Regions from separate parts of the Homo sapiens genome. Here region 1 is linked to region 2. A link is an interaction called in ENCODE POLR2A ChIA-PET data of the cell type or tissue named here. Cell type or tissue: CD4-positive, alpha-beta T cell. All regions are shown on one strand. Each heading gives the region's core, and the rest is flanking DNA. Links, peaks and the distances in the headings are about the cores only.

Region 1 (2,910 bases), core at 208-2,707, 95 kb after region 2:
GTTTGTCAACCTCTCTGAGCCCGTACCCCTCTATAAAAAGGAGGGATGCTGGTGATGATGATAATAGTACCTACTTTACGGGGGTTATTGTGCGAATTAATGGCTGAAGAATGGTTGAAATAGCAAGAGTCAAAAACATGATCAATATGGAAAGCCTAGCAGGAGAAAGTACTAAAGTTCATTGATGGGGAGATGGGGAGGGGGACAGATGGGGTCTCACCGTTTCCCAGGCTGGTCTCAAACTTCTGGCCTCAAGTGATCCTCCTGCCTTAGCCTCCCAAAGTGTTGGGATTATAGGCATGAGCCACTGTGCCCAGCCATTAAATTCTCCTTCTTTCCTCTTTTGGTGGAAGGGAAGGGAGAAGTGAGACTTTACCAGGAGTCCATGGAATGTGGCCCAAAGGCCAAGGACAGAGTACCTTCCAGGACTCTCTCAGAGGGCAGCAGGAGCCCAGGGCTGCTTTCTGCCTATGACAGGTGTGCAGTAGAAGTGGGTCTTCAGAGGCTGGGCGCAGTGTCTCAGGCCTGTAATCCTAGCACTTCGGGAGGCAGAGGCGGGCAAATCACCTGAGGTCAGGAGTTTGAGACCAGCCTGGCCAACATGGTGAAAGCCAGTCTCTACTAAAAATACAAAAATTAGCCAAGTAATTTTTTTTTTTTTTTTTTTTTTTTGAGGAATCTTGCTCTGTGGCCCAGGCTAGAGTGCAGTGGTGTGATCTCAGCTCACTGCAACCTTGGCCTCCCAGGTTCAAGTGATTCTTGTTCCTTAGCCTTCCAAGTAGCTGGGACTATGGGACTACAGGTGTGTGTCACCATGCCCAGCTAATTTTTGTATTTTTCGTAGAGACAGGGTTTTGCCACATTGGCCAGGCTGGTCACAAACTCTTGACCTCTAGTGATCTGCCCGCCTCAGCCTCCCAAAGTGCTGGGATTACAGGTGTAAGCCACCACACCTGGCCCATGCCTGATAGTTTTGATTCATCATGGATAATCTGTCATTAAAAGAAATTCAGGGCCAAGTCCAGTGGCTCATGCCTGTAAATTCCAGCACTTTAGGAGGCTGAGGTGGGAAGATGACTTGGGCCTAGGAGTTTGAGACCAGCTGGGGCAACGTAGCAAGACCCTGTCTCTACAATAAAATTTAAAAAAATTAGCTGGGCATAGTGAGGTGTGCCTGTAGTCCCAGCTACTGGGGAGGCTGAGGCAGGAAGATTGCTTGAGCCCAAGAATTTGAGGCTGCAGTAAGCTATGATGGTGCCACTGCCACTGCACTCCAGCCTGGGAGCCACAGCAAGATCCTGAATCAAAAAGAATTCATCTGAGGGTTCACCAAGTTGCTGATGAGTCTCTAGAAAGTACAAGGAGAATCCTGGGTTTAGCCATTGAGTCTCAGGATGCAGGAATCAAGATCATCACAATACTGGATAAACAAGGGGAACAACTCAACCACATAGAAGACATGGGCCACAAAAATACAGACATGAGAGAGGCAGAGAAGACTTTAACAGAACTTAACAAATGCCATGCCCTTCGTGTCTGTCCACATAATAGAACAAAGAACTTTGGATGGCTTGGGCACGAGAAATTGAGGCTGCAGTCAGCTGCAATGAGGCCACTCACCCCAGCCTGGGTGACAAAGCAAGATCACGTCTCTTAAAAAAAAAAATTGGAAACATTGACAAAGACAGCCAAGAAGAAGGAAGCTGTAGAAGTGTTTTTTGTTTGTGGTTTTTGTGGTGGAGGGAGGGACAAGAGATAAGAGGTTAACCTCAGCAAAAACCTAGCTGGGCATGGTGGCACGTGCCTGTAATCCCAGCATTTTGGGAGGCTGAGGTGGAAAGATTGCTTTCTTTCCACCTGGGATGTGGAATCACACATTCTATGCACACCTATGAATCACTAAGACTTCAGAAGTTAAGCTCCCTTTAAGAAAACTCATTCTTTTTGGAGCAGAGGTTGCAGAACTGTGATCCCTAACAAAAATACTGTGTATAAAAGCTCCAAAACGAAGTATTAGCTTAAAGTGGCAATAACTACAACTTTATAACCAACTAAATCTTTACCGTGGCTATGCAACTTTTTGCTTTGTGGCCAGAAGGTTTTTTTGGTTTTTGTTTTTTTGAGACAGGCTGTCACCCAGGCTGAAGTGCAGTGGCACAAACAAAGCTCACTGCAGCCTCGACCTCCTGGGCTCAAGCAGTCCTCCCCACCCCAGTCTCCTGGGTAGCTGGGACTACAGGCGTGTGCCACCACACTTGCTATTATTATTTTGTAGAGATAGGGTCTCACTACATTCCCCAGATTGGTCTCAAACTCCTGGCTTCTAGCAATCCTCCCACCATGCCAGACCCTAGACTTAAAAAGTTAGAATTGGCTGGATGTAGTGGCTTACACCTATAATCCCAATACATTGGGAGGCTGAGGTGGGAGGATCACTTGAGCCCAGGAGCTGAAGACCAATTTGGCCAACATAGTGAGACCCCCATCTCTATTTTTAAAAAAAGTTAGAATTTATTGTGTTACTAAAAGTGATTTGGAAAATTATACCTTTAGTTTAATTATTGGGGAATTACACTGTCAGTCTCTTACCCTTGTGTATAGAACTATGTCCAGAATCAAATTTATGTAGATCCTAAACACTGTTATGGGAATCTGATTAGTATTTGTCACATTGACTTAAAAATTAGCATCTCAGTTGGCGTGGTACTCACACCTGTAATTTCAGCACTTTGGGAGGCCAAGGTGGGAGGATCACTGAGGCCAGGAGTTCAAGACCAGCCTGGGCAACATGGTGAAACCCCAACTCTACAAAAAAATACAAAAATTAGCCAGGCAAGGTGTCTCACTACTGGCCCTATAGTTCCGGCTAATCAGGAAGCTGAGGTGGGAGAATTACTTGAACCAAGAAGG
Region 2 (2,910 bases), core at 97-2,596:
CTTAATTTCATAGTTTTTGAAGAAGACATTGGCCTTGAAGTAATAGTTGGCTTCATCCACAATATCTGTATCTTTTGTCTCTCTGGGGGCAGGTCCTTTGAATTGACTTCTGATAGGTAACAGTGCTATGTTTCCGATGAGTTTGGTGTCAGGATCCATGAGAGAAGAGTAATGAGCCGGCATCTTGGCGGCGCCCGGGTTTCAACCCAGAGCTTTTTTTTTTTTTTTCCCTGAGATGAGTTTCACTCTTGTCGCCCAGGCTGTAGTGCAATGGTGTGTTCTCGGCTCACTGCAACCTCCACCTCCCAGATTCAAGCGATTCTCCTGCCTCAGCCTCCTGAGTAGCTGGGATTACAGGCATACGCCACCATGCCGAGCTAATTTTGTATTTTTAGTAGAAACGGGGTTTCTCCATATTGGTCAGGCTGGTCTCGAACTCCTAACCTCAGGTGATCCACCCATCTCGGCCTCCCAAAGTGCTGGGATTACAGGCGTGAGCCACCTTGCCCGGCCCAGTAAGGGAGAATTTTTAATGTTTACCTTAGAAATAAGGTCTGACCCACAGCAGATTCTTTGCAGATTCTTTTGATTTACGTGCTTGATTATGGCTTATTTCTTAAAAAGCCTATCTGAAGCTTATATTCCTGTAAAATATCTTTGAAGTATTCTTTACAGTTACAGGTGATGTATACCTTCTCCTCCTATGTGCTAGCACCCTAAACTTAACCCAGCTTCAGTGCTCCATCCTTTGGCCGAGTGATGATGATTTCTCACCTCACCCTGCTGATGCCTCTCTGCCTGCCATGGGCCAGAGGTGGGATTGTAGTTGCCAGGGCTCCCTACTGTGGCCCACCTGGGTACGAGGGCTTGTTTGTTCCTCTCCATTCCTCTGACACTCATTCCTGCCCCTCCACCCTCAGTGGGTAAGAGCAGGTTTACACTGTTCTCTTGGAGTCCAGAGCACCGACATGGATCTAGGGCTGGAATCTTCTCACCTGGCCCTACATTCCCTCCCTGGCCTTTCTCCCTCCATCAGTGGAGGCTGGGATGCACTTGGGGAGGGAATGAGACAGGGGACATTCAGAATGGCTGTTTGGGCTCACAGTTGAGTGGGAAAAAGATGGGAGCTGCATCCCAAGGAGTCATGAGGTCTCCCCCGGCACCTGTTTCAGGAAAGGGGAGAAGTGTTGCTTTTCTCCCCTGCTGACAGATTAGTCTGTCATGAGAGTGGATTTTTGCAGGTTGTGGGGGAGGGGTACCAAGACCGTGGGGAGTGGGAGATGCCTGGCTGGCTTCCCGGGTCACCTCATGTGCAGAGTTGACGGCTTGGGCCAGAGCCTTGGATTCCTGAGAAGCTTACCACCTGCTCACTCTTGCTGCTACCCAGAGTCACTGAGATTTCTGGAAACTTAGAGATTGCTATTTTATGTTTTTGTTCTGTGGGATTTGGGGTCAGATTGCTTCCTTTCCTCCTTCACTTTTGTTAAGGTTTCAGATCTGGCTCTCAACTCTGTGTTCAGGAATCTTGACAGTAGTCACATAAAAGAATTGTAGGAGTGCCCTCTCGTGGTGATCTTTTAAAGTAATTTATCACAGCTTGCATGTAGTTGGTGGCGTGAGTGCTTATATTCATTAACTCAAATATCAGGAATTTTTTACTAGCTTGCATTATTATGTTGAGCAAGGTCTTTCCTTTCTTTTGCCGCTGGAAGGTTGCCTGGCATGTATTAGATGTTTAGGAAATAGTTACTGAATAAATGAACAGAATAATTTTTGATTAAGTTTTTGGTAATTAAATCTGTCACATAGGAAGCTTCGTTAGGTGTTTTAATAGGGGAAGACAGGAACAGTTTTTTGGAAAAATATATACAGCTTGACTTTTGTTTTGTTTTGTTTTGTTTTGGAGATGGAGTTTTGCTCTTGTTGCGCAGGCTGGAGTACAATGGCACGATCTCAGCTTATGGCAACCTCCACCTCCTGGCTTCAAGCAATTCTCCTGCCTCAGCCCCCTGAGTAGCTGGGATTACAGGTGCACACCACCATGCCTCACTAATTTTTGTATTTTTAGTAGAGACAGGGTTTCACCACGTTAGCCAGTCTGGTCTTGAACTCCTGACCTCAGGTGATCCACTCACCTTGATCTCCTAAAGTGATGGGATTATAGGCATGAGCCACCGTGCCCAGCCAGTTTGACTTCTGATAAAACATACAGTTTTAGTTAGAAAATGTGATGGTGCTGATGGATACGGTCATCGGGAGACAATTGTGACATGCTCACACCACATGCAATCCAGGTGATCCTCCAGATTTAGATTGGGGGGATCTTGATGTGGGCAGACAATGCAAGCCGTTGGAGAGGGCCAGGGTGGGCTGTGCATTTGAAGTGAGCCATCAGGGTGGCTGACCTGTCCCTCCAAAGTCTAACCTGAGGACAGGGAAAGCACTGTTGTGGGAAGAAGTGTTTCAGAATCTCTGCCCTTGGGTGTGGGCGGCACCTATGGGAGTTCTTTAAAATCAGTCCACGGGTGCCTAAGCAGGCCAGGTCCTTCCCACACCTCTGCTCCTGGCCACTGTGCTGAATTCCTACCCCCCATTCTCCGCTACCTCCTTCCCCTACACCAAAAAAAAAAAGAGTGCATCCATTTTGGAGGCTCACTTTTCTTACCTAGACATTTTTTCAATTTTTTACTTCAAAAATTTCAAATCTATCTAAAAGTTACAAGAATAGGACAATGAATATAACTTTCACTTAGATTAACCAGTGGTTAACATTTTACCATATTTGCTTGCTCCTTCCTTCCTTTTGTTTTTTTTTTTTTTGTGACGGAGCCTAACTCTGTTGCCCAGGCTAGAGAACAGTGGCATGATCTCGGCTCACTGCAACCTCTGCCTCCTGGATTCAAGCAATTC

The links. ChIA-PET counts read pairs that join two places held together with the same protein. Peaks named below come from ENCODE experiments on the same cell type or tissue, not always from the same donor. Only the 100,000 strongest peaks of a DNase experiment are listed, where the experiment ranks them.
Region 1: POLR2A ChIA-PET joins it to region 2 with 5 read pairs; 4 of 35 experiments call an interaction of 5 or more read pairs at or near these places.

Annotation. Positions count from the first base shown.
Region 1 is chr20:49,037,011-49,039,920 of GRCh38, reverse strand. It overlaps the pseudogene SNAP23P1. Among named protein-coding and RNA genes, the nearest start is that of CSE1L-DT, 7.6 kb to the left of the region's middle. In CD4-positive, alpha-beta T cell, for the core only: no CTCF peak of the experiment used is centred there; a DNase peak (open chromatin) is centred at 1,720.
Region 2 is chr20:49,131,753-49,134,662 of GRCh38, reverse strand. The region is part of intron 6 of STAU1 (staufen double-stranded RNA binding protein 1); the gene reads left to right. It also overlaps the pseudogene ARPC3P1. Among named protein-coding and RNA genes, the nearest start is that of STAU1, 55 kb to the left of the region's middle. In CD4-positive, alpha-beta T cell, for the core only: CTCF peaks have their summits at 1,375 and 1,577 (motif pointing left); a DNase peak (open chromatin) is centred at 1,552.